2 separate regions of the Homo sapiens genome follow, and region 1 is linked to region 2. A link is a contact called in ENCODE Hi-C or POLR2A ChIA-PET data. All regions are on one chromosome and are shown on one strand. The core of a region is the stretch at or near the end of the contact, and the rest is flanking DNA. Distances in the headings are between cores, read along the strand shown.

Region 1 (5,263 bases), core at 2,128-4,627, 160 kb after region 2:
TAAGATTCACAGAATAAAAGAATGATTTTACAAAAAGAATGATAAAGATCAAATAGTTTCAGAGCTAGCAGAGGCCTTAGAACTGGTCATCCTCTCACCAAATCTTCACTGGGCAGTTACAGAGTGTCACTGTCTGCATGAGGCACTGCAAGTATAGTGAAAACTAAGACAGCCCCTGTCACAATATAGTATTAAGGGAAAAAGTTCAAATGATTTCATTTTTGATGTGTGTATGTGAGAGAGAGAGAGAGAGAAAGAGAGAGAGAATAGAGGTAGGGAGAGAACATTGAGAGGAAGCTCACCAAGACATGAACAGTAGTTATTTCTGGATGGGCTTTTATTTCCTCTTACTAGTTTCTATCACTTTATAGTGTTTCTATGATAAGCATGCTTTGCTACTGTCATAAGAAAATTAAATAATAAAATGTTCCTTTATTCTAATGATGGCACTTCAGAAAATGCTACCAATGAAGTAAATTTGAAGTCAGGATTATGAAAGTAAATGAATTGGAACAGGTGGGTGAGTAGCCGGGACGACCCATTTCTCACAGGGAAGGTGCACAGCAGGGAGCCCCATGCACTGCATGAAGTGTGTTTGGCAGCCACAGAGGACAGGCTTAGCAGCTCCGTGGTGGATTTCACTCAGTGGCAGCAACACTTGACCACCAACAACTATGGCAAGGCAGCTTTGCCATCCTGATAGTTTTTGACACTAATTTCTACTGAGTTTCCTCAAAGAATGTTTCACAGAAAACTAGTTCTCAAAATATTCGTAGGTAGAATTCTATTAAATTAAACAAAACTAGCACAATTATTTATAGAAGAACATACCAAAGCATTTATTATTCTATGATACAATGAAAACAGAGAGTACAGTGTTTCCCTAATTGGAGAAAAAGTAATTCTCCCTGCTTTTCCTTTCTTTCCTTCTTCCTTTATTCTTTCTTCCTTTTTCTCTTTCTCTCTCCAGTGGGGACAAGAGAATTTCATGGAATGGGTGTCATTTGGTACATACTTGGAGAGCTGTTACTCTGCCAGATGTCACACCAATTGTTTATGGGCTATGATTTATTGTGTTTGTCAATATAGCTCTCAGTATTCCTACCACCAAGCACAGCAGCTAGCACATAGAAGGCTCTCAATAAATACTTGTTAAATAAGTGAATGAACTCTTTTTCCAGCTGGAACCATGGAGGATGTAGAAGAGAAGAAGAAGAAGGTTCCTGTTATGCCAGAAACCCTTAAGAAAAAGGGAAGGAATTTCTCAGAGCTGAAGATCAAGTGCCTTTGAAAGAAGTTTGCCTAAAAGATGCTTTGAAAGGCAAGGAGGAAGCTTATCTATGAAGAAGCAAAGCACTATCACAGGGAATAAAGGCAGATGTACAGAACTGAAATATGAATGGCGAGGATGGCAAGAAAAGCTGGCAACTTCTATGTACCTGAAGAACCCAAATTGGCATTTGTCATCAGGATCAGAGGTATCAATGGTGTGAGGCCAAAGGTCCGAAAGGTGTTGCAGCTTCTTCGCCTTCGTCAAATCTTCAATGGAACCTTTGTGAAACTCAACAAAGTTTCAATTAACATGCTGAGGGTTGTAGAGCCATATATTGCATGGGAGTACCCAAATCTGAAGTCAGTAAATGAACTAATCTACAAGCGTGCTTATGGCAAAATCAGTAAGAAGCGAATTGCTTTCTTTGACAGATAACACTTCGATTGCTCAATCTCTTGGTAAATATGGCATCGTCTGCATGGAGGATCTGATTCATGAGATCTATACTGTTGGAAAATGCTTCAAAGAAGCAAATAACTTCCTGTGGCCCTTCAAATTATCTTCTGCATGAGGTGGAAAGAAGAAAAGGCCACCCACTTTGTAGAAGGTGGAGATCCTGGCAACAGGGAGGACCAGATCAACAGACTTATTAAAAGAATGAACTAAGGTGTCTACCATGATTATTTTTCTAAGCTGTTTGGTTAATAAACAGTACCTGCTCTCAAATTGAAAAAATAAATAAATAAAAATAAATAAACAAATAAGTGAATGATTGAATTTCATTAAGAAAAAATGAATTACTACAAAACTCTGTACTTTCTTATCTCACCTAGATTTGACTTGCACTTTCCTACAGAGAAAAGAAGTCACCCAGGTTCACAATGAGCAGCCCAACTTGGACAATTTACCAAAGCACAGAAGAATTCAAAATCTAGATCTTCTCACCAGGACTCTCTCCAGTGGCTGTCCTACTTGCAAATGTAATCATCCTCCCAGAGGAGAGTCAGGCACAAACCAGGGAGTGAGTTTGTTGTTCATCTTGCAACACCTCTTTCAATGAATCTAACTTGCTTCACAAGAGTCCATTGGGAATGGCCCCCCAAAAAAACAGTCGCTTGGATTATTTAAGTGAACACATGACAGTCAATGCAATAAGGCCTTGCCCTCCCCACTTCCCCATCAATATTTATCAAGGACATGGTTTTTCCAAGGGAGAAAGGAGCATAGTCTTGTAACAGCTGTTCCAGAGAACAGACCGTACATGGATTAAAACTAACTCAAGTCAAGAAGAAATTATGTACAGTCTTATAAAAGAGAGATGCGTCTTGAGCTGAGAAAGTGCATGTTCCCTTAAATATTTTCCTGCCCCCACATGCTTAGCCCCTTCAGTACTTGGTGTCCCTACCTTCTGCCAGCTTCTGACCCTGAGGAATGATCAAACCTCGTTTTTCTAGGAACTGAAGGAGCTCTTTAGCCCCTCAAAATACATCAAAGGAAGACTCAATGCAGCCAAAATTCAAGCCTAAATTTTGAAATACAAATATTTGAACTGATCATGATGTCCACGTCCTACACAAATAAAACTTTCTTTTAGAAAAGAAACCCCTGCTGGTTGTGCTGTAATTATTTTAGGCAGAATGCTTTTAAGTCTAAAGCCATTTTAAACTCTCAAAACTTTATACATCCAAGGAAAGCAAACTGAAAGTGAGCATCACTAAGTTTACTCTTATTTCTAAGATTAATCTCAACCTCCCTGGATTTCAACACTCACGCCGTTGTCCAGACTACTAGATGCAGCTGCAACTAGGGATTTCTTAAGTCACATAGGGAACCTGGACTAAATTAATCTGGAAGGATATGTGCCATTCCTAAGTTTGCGATTTCCTTCACTATGTTTAAAAAAGGGTTATTAGGTACTAATGCTGCACAGATTTTCTAAATACTCTATTTGCCAGTGGCAGAGCCAGATGTGGACCACATTAGGAGAGACATGCGTGACAGCGTTTTGCTAAATGTCCGTGATGAATTTTAACTTGCAAAGGGGAAAATTATAGCTGTGTGGTGCCAGGATAATTTCCTCCAAATACCACTCCCATCAGGTCATTTTCTCCTGTGACTCACCAGCTCCTTTTGAGGAAAGCGTAAAGTCTGGCATTAGAGGCCTCAGTCATCTTCTCTTCCTCCAGACTATCCCAAAGGATCCCTGTATGCCAGGACCACCTCTTGACTCTCCTTCTGCGTATTTTGCTTGGGTGGCTCCCTCTGTCTGGAATACATAGCTCTTACACCCTTCAAAACCTGGCTCGAATCTCATCATTTTCAAGGAGGCTTCCCTCCCCAGCCTCCCTCCACTGATTATTCTCCTGTATTTGGCATTCACTGCAGGTATCCATAGTTGTCTCTATGACTGTTGGTGGTGGCCACTGGAAAGCTCAGCATCGAATGTGAGGCCCCATAAAGCAAGTGTAGGGAGCAGCCTCCCTGGGGGCATTTGCACACTTTCCCCTTCCCCCTTCACCGTATGTCCCATCCTTGATTTTGCTTTGCTTTTTCATCCGCTTTGTTGTCTTGATTTATTTTTAAGTGATATCTTAAGTCCTTTCTGAATAAGAATAGAGTGAACATGCGAGTCTTTGGACTACGTTGGCATGTGTTTTTTTCCCAGCACATGTTCTCTGTGAATGTCTGAGCTTCCACTACTTCATATGCTCCTCTAAGAAAAAAATAATCATCTCAGAAGCAAGATGTCTTCCTCTGTTCTAATTTCTGGAACTAACATTTTTTGTTTTTCCTTTGATTAAAAGAGTATGTGTGCAAGACCCCTTATGTAATGTCACCTACAACCCAGAATTATCATCCCATGTTACACATGAAGAAGCACATAATCAAAAGACTAAACAGACAACCCATAGACTGGGAGAAAATAGTCGCAAACTATGCATCCAGTGAAGGACAAATATCCGGAATCTATAAGGAACTCAAACAAATCAGCAAGAAAAAAACAAATAATCCCATCAAAAAGTGGGCAAAGAACATGAATAGGCAATTCTCAAAAAATATACATGAACAGCCAACAAACATATGAAAAAAAAATGTTCAACATCACCTTACTCCTGCAAGAATGTCCATAATTAAGAAGTCGAAAAACAACAGATGTTGGCATGAATGTGGTGTAAAGGGAACACTTTTACACTGCTAGTGGCAATGTAAATTACCACAACCACTACGGAAAACAGTATGGAGATTCCTTAAAGAACTAAAAGTAGAAGTACCATTCGATCTAGCAATCCCACTACTGGGTATCTACCCAAAGGAAAAGAAGTCATTATATGAAAAAGACACATGCACATATGTGTTTATGGCAGCACAATTCACAATTGCAAAGATATGGAACCAACCTAAGTGCCCATCAATCAACAAGTGGTTAAAGAAAATGTGGTATATATACAACATGGAATACTACTCAGCCATAAAAAGGAACAAAATAATGCCTTTTGCAGCAACTTGGAAGGAGCTGGAGGTCATTATTCTAAGTGAAGTAACTCAGGAATGGAAAACCAAATATAATATATTCTCATAAGTGGGAGTTACACTATGAGGATGCAAAGGCATAAGAACAATATAATGGACTTTGGGGATTCTGGGGGAAGGGTGGTAGGGGCGTGAGGGATAAAAGACTACATATTGAGTACAGCGTACACTCCTTGGGTGACAGGTGCATCAAAATCTCAGAAATCACCACTAAAGAACTTATCCATGTAACCAAAAACTGTACCCCAACTATTGAAATAAAAATAAAAATTATTTAAAAAATACTAAATGGTTGACCCAAAGTCACCCAGCTTATACGGCAGAGTCAAGACTTGAACCCAGGCCAACCTAACTCAAAATGCCTTGACTCTGTATTCTCTAAAAGCGTCTAGCACCAAAACACACACCATGAAGTGTCTAGCACCATAACAGGCACTCATTCATTATTGAAGTATGACC
Region 2 (5,330 bases), core at 1-2,500:
CGGCTGCGCGGCTGGCGCGTGAAGAAGTTGCGCATCATGCTGTGGGCTGCGCGCCGCTGCACCTTCCAGTGCTCCGAGTAGTGGCCGAAAGCCATGCTGCGGCCGCCGGACACCACACGGAAGGAGGCGAAGGCCGGCCGGTCGGCGAAGGCCGAGCCCTGCTGCACCAGGGCCTGGTGGATGGCGCGCTCGCCATTCAGCACCACTATGGGGCAGCTGCCCAGGCGGATCTGGAAAACGTCGCCGTAGCGCCGCGCCAGGCGAGCGAACGAGAGGTGAGCCGCCTGGCCCACCGCCGCCGCGTTTCCGATCAGTGGCCACGCAAACGGGCCCGGGGGCGCGGACCGGAGCTGCCGCCTCCGTTGCCTCAGCAGCCGCTGGCCCACATGCACAGTGGCCAGCACCGACAGGAGTAGCAGGAGCGTGGTCTGCTGGATGGACAGCGGGTTTAGCGGCCAAGGGTCGTTCGGGCTGAGGCTGGTGCCCATGCTGGGGACAGAGAGGAGAAGGCGTGACACTCAGGGGTGCAGAGACAGGAGCGGGCGCCCCACGCCCCTACCCCAGCCTCTGGGGACTGAGTGCCGTTGGGTGGAGAGGTCGGAGCTGACTCTCTGGAGAAATGGCCGAAGACGCCCCTTCCCATCCCCAACCCACTCTCCCTTGGAGAAGAGAAGGGGCGTGTTTCCACCTCGCTGTAACCCAGCGCCAAACCCTTCCCCTCCCCGCAAGGCGCGTAACGGTTCCTGCAATCTGGGGACAACGCTGCGGGCATCGAGGCGGTGGCGCTTGATTTCCTTTAAAGTACCTACCACGCCACCCGCTACCTGTAATAATCCATCTGAAGAGGTCGCCGGGCAGCGCCTCGGCAGACAGACTGACCTGCGGGGAGGTGCGGTTTCCAGTGGCGCGGGACAGCCGGCTCCGAGAAGGAACTGGGACCTTTGCCTAGGGCAAGACGTCAACAGGAACCCGCAGGCCCGGCCTGGACACCTGCTGCCCTCACTGGAAGCTTTAACTCCCACTCGAGTCTCTTGGCGTCGTCAGTGCCAGGAGCGCTTGGATTGGGATGGGGACGGAGAAGGGTGCCTCGCTCGCCGAGCCCCGCTGCCCTTGGGGACCTGGCAAAGTCGAGGTTTCCTCACAGCGTTGAGATTGAGACTGGGGGTCGGTGAGTGGCGTCAATTCCCATGCCCTTGCGGCTCTCACAACTGGAGTCGCAGAAGCGCTCGCTCCCACTCCCACTCCAGAGTCAAAGCGCGCCATCCCGCTCCTCCGGGTTTTAAGGACTGGGTAGAAGGAGGGCAGCGCGACCTGGCAGGGCGGGGCCTGCGGGGGGCGGGGCGCGCCGCACACCAGGCCGCTTTGACCCGGACTCCCGTCCAGGCGCACCGGCCGGCCTCGGAGCTCTACCAGCAGGCTTTCATGGGAGCGGAGGTGCCCACGTTTCCATTGTGCGGTAACCGCGCTTCATCACAGCCACCTCCAATCGAGGCCGCACGGTGTCCCCAGAACCACGCTCGGTACAACCTGCCCCGGCCGCTGCGCTCGACTTGGGAGCGCGCCCCGCCCCGAGCGCACGACCTCCCTTCCCTCTCCGCGACTTGAGCTTGCTTCCCGGAAAGCCAGTGTAGTGGCAGCGGTTTGCCTCACAGCGCCCCTGGTTGGTTGTTTAAATTTTATCTTAGGTTCTCGCAAACAAATTGCCACCTCAGTGGAGGCTCTTTGGCATGCTAAATTTTTTCCAGTTCTTGCGGCGAGATCAGGAATCCCTAAAAGTAGCCGCTCCCCCGCCCCGGGGCCCCGACAGTGCTTGGGCACACAAAGGCTCCTGGGGCGCAGCTGGCCCTGAGATTTCCCGCGTAGAGGCCACTCCAGGTGGCGCCGCCCGCTGGTGGGCGCGGGGCCGCCCAGGCTGCGATGGAAGCCGTTGGCGCAGGGCGGGGAGCCAAGCTGGGGCGACTGGGGGGGCCTGGGGGAGCTAGCGGGGCGGGACCCGAGCGGGGCGGAGAGTGGCAGGAGGAGGCGAATCTCCGCGCTCCGGCGAACTTTATCGGGTTGAAGTTTCTGCTGTCGCCTCCCCTTTGCGTGCGGAGCTGGGCTTTGCGTGCGCCGCTTCTGGAAAGTCGGCTCCAGTCATATCCCTGGGCGCTGCCTGCGGCCGCTCCTCCCGCGCTTCTCACGGCACCTGACACGCGGAGGCGGCGGCCGAGGGTGGGGTGCCGGCCACCACCACCCTTGGCGTGGGGTGCCGGCCGCCACCACCCTCGGCTGCGCACGCACAGTCGCGCCTGCCAGGCCAGCGAGGCGGACGCTTGGGCCACCACCCGCAGGCCGAGCCCGGGCGCGTATCGCCACCTCGCTGCGCACCGGCGGCTCTGTGGTCTTCCTGGGCGCGCTTGCGGTCGCGAAGGGGGCCCTCCCTTTATAAGGGAAGCCGGAGGCGCTTGGGCGGGGGTGGCTTCCCCCGCCTGGCGCGCCCTTTCCTACATGCTGATGCATAGGATTTTCAAGACAGCTAAGAGAACAAGGACTTCACGAGGCGGGGGGAAGGGCGAACTCGAGGGAAGAGGTGGGATGTATCTGGTTAACCAGGTAGGAATTGTACTGGCTTCATCAAAGGATAAATATAAAAGTGATAGGTTCACCAGGGACAACCCTGCACTTTGAGCTCCACTCGCGCTGCGAATCTCGTGCTATTATTGACCTGTTTACAGATGAATAAACTAGGGTTCAGAGAGGTTGCGTGACTTAACCCAGGTCGCGCAGCCATCAAGAAGTGGAGCCAGGGCTTGAAGCCACCAAGTCCCACTCCAGATCCTTCACATAAGTTTACACGGAAGAAAATTGCAGATAAGAGGCCCAAATGCCTTCTTTCCTGCCTCCCTTAAAAAAAAAAATGCACGTGGGGCTAGGCGCAGTGGCTCACGCCTGTAATCCCAGCACTTTGGGAGGCTTAAGCGGGCGGATCACTTGAGGTCAGGAGTTCGAGACCAGCCTGGCCAACATGGCGAAACCCCATCTACTAAAAATACAAAAGTTAGCCGGACGTGGTGGTGCACACCTGTAATCCCAGCTACTCGGGGATCAGGGGGGAAGGCAGCAGAATTGGTTGAACGTGGGAGGCAGAGGTTGCAGTGAGCAGAGATTGCACCACTGCACTACAGCCTGGGCAGCAGAGTTTAAGTGAGACTCTGTCTCAAAAAAAAAAAAAAAAAAAAAATCAGCTGGAAGAACTTTTTAATTATTGTTTTTGTTTTCATAATTGAGAATTCTGAGAATAGCAGAGAAGAAATAGTATGCTAACCCTTTGCAATTAAATTGCTTATGAGGGAGGCCAGGGGAGTGTGCCTCATAGCTGACCCTGGAATGACTGATTACATTGTAAAGAAACACAAAGGAGTGTCTGAAAAGAATCTGACTTCTTGAGAGATTGAAACCAGCAATCAATTTGCTGACCTGATAAAGAAATGTCTTTTCGTGATGGCTTTTTTTATTTTTATTTTTATTTATTTATTTTTTTTGAGATGGAGTCTCACTCTGTCACCTGGGCTGCAGTGCAATGGCGTGATCTCGGCTCACTGCAACCTCCGCCTGCCAGGTTCTCCTGGCTCAGCCTCCCAAGTAGCTGGGATTACAGGTGCGCACCACCACACCCGGCTAATTTTTGTATTTTTCTAGTAGAGATGGGGTTTCACCATGCTGGCCAGGCTGGTCTCAAACTCCTGACCTCAGGTGATCCACCAGCCTGGGCCTCCCAAAGTGCTGGGATTACAGGCATGAGCCACCGTGCCCGGCCTGTGATGCCTTTTATTCGGTATCTTTTGAAGAGTTTTCTGGAAATGATTTCACACACCATGATGGGGAACTTAGATAGTGATGGAGTTTTAGTTTTTGAGCAGTTGCATTGGTTTAATAATAAGCGTTGGTTTCCCAGAGGTGAGTTGGCCTACACAGCCTTTGAAATGAGTTTCATAGCAACCTTCCCATGTCCAGCTTTAGCAAGATCCTTGCCTAATAATTCAAGACTCTGGTGCATGCATCAATCTCTCATAGACTTTAATTTAGTAGACGGGAATTATCTATGAGCTAATGCCAATCCTGAGCTGTTGACATTCCTGAAAGCCTTTATCACAATACCTCTGCCAGAATGAGAGCAGATGGAAGTTGCCTTTAAGTAAATTCCTATTTTTAAAAAGTATAAAACGAGGTTGTTCCTAAGACCGCCTGTCCAACTCCTCAATAATGCCATCTAGTTTTTAGATCAACTAGATGCATGCTTTCCTGCCATCGCAGATAGATCAGATATATCCTCCAAGCTGTAGTTCCTTGGGCTCAGCTCTTTTTCTAGGACATGACTCAAAAATCAGAGGAACTAGGTTGGTAAGTGCTGTCAGAAAGATAAGCCCTTATCGGTTATGGCAAACCAAAATGACTGGCTATGGTAACACTTTTTGCAGAGAATCTTCAAGCCTGGAGTTCTTAGGGCTTTATGGTGCAAACTTCATTGAATGCCCCATCCGGTACCCTGATAAGGACTTCGGATAAATCCAGAGCAGCCTGTTGGCACCCCGACCCAACTCAAGGCAGAGCCCTGCCTCTAGTGAGAATCTACGCAGGCTCTTTAATTATCATCACAACTTCTCAACCAAAGCAGGGACCTAAGGCCCAGGAATCTCCTTTCAATCAACACAGAATATGGGCATTCTGCCCTCCCAAATCTCAAACTTGAATTGTTTGTTGCAAATAACTTTCAAAAAGAACAGCTAAGCTAGAGGGATAGTTTAAAGTAGAGAGAGGTTTAAAATATCTTATCTTGTATTGACTCGAAGGAACAACTTAAGCTTGTTTAAGCAGAACAGGAATGCACTGGCCCATGTGCAGAGAAGGATAACCGTGATGCTTCACAGGATACAAGGACCCAGGCCGCTCTACCGGCTCTCTGCCTATGCTGGTCTTTGCTTGGGCTTTCTCTCTTTGCATGGCAAGGAAGCAGCTTAAAATTAACAAAACAAAGAGAAAGAGAACAGCTCTCTTCCAGGGTCCTAGAAGGACTCCAGGGGGCCAGGCTGGCATCAGGTTTTTACCCTGTGGGCAAGGGCTTGTTCTGTCATCAGAAAAAAAGAGATGGCAGAACATGCTAGGAAGCCAAAGAGCTGACCCAGTCCACTCCATGTATACATGTCTGCCCACTGGTTTCTTTGGGTTGGAGGATAACCTAAGGAAACCCAAAGCCATTATTGTTATTATTATTTTAAATCAGCAGATATATGCATTGCCCTTAGAGCCAGTAGCCCAGAAAGCTCTGCCCTTCTGCTGTCAGGCTGGAACTC

Evidence for each region. A loop is a pair of places that touch in the nucleus more often than their neighbours do. ChIA-PET counts read pairs that join two places held with the same protein, here RNA polymerase II (POLR2A). Pooled maps may share reads with other maps.
Region 1: a pooled map shows a loop between it and region 2 (2.9-fold over the local background). The contact joins the enhancer-like site here to the promoter of CYP1B1 in region 2. A Hi-C loop is called at or near these places in 2 of 168 maps with a recorded cell type or tissue (MCF 10A and mammary epithelial cell) and 4 of 50 pooled maps. POLR2A ChIA-PET finds 5 or more read pairs at or near these places in 6 of 52 experiments (BJ, GM10248, MCF 10A and 3 more).

What each region holds. Positions count from the first base shown.
Region 1 is chr2:38,230,379-38,235,641 of GRCh38, forward strand. All of the region lies in intron 1 of LOC102723739 (a long non-coding RNA gene), which reads right to left. It also overlaps the pseudogene RPL7P12. Among named protein-coding and RNA genes, the nearest start is that of CYP1B1-AS1, 100 kb to the left of the region's middle. Within about 2 kb of position 3,378, at least 4 of the 41 ENCODE cell types and tissues checked have a DNase peak (open chromatin) inside an H3K27ac peak, as active enhancers do.
Region 2 is chr2:38,074,901-38,080,230 of GRCh38, forward strand. CYP1B1 (cytochrome P450 family 1 subfamily B member 1) reads right to left here and starts at 1,251. Exons shown (of 3, transcript NM_000104.4): 1 at 880-1,251; 2 at 1-489. The coding sequence starts at 488. RefSeq lists a promoter at 1,232-2,607, cis regulatory regions at 1,246-1,253, 2,174-2,203, silencers at 1,247-1,336, 2,247-2,366 and an enhancer at 2,074-2,272.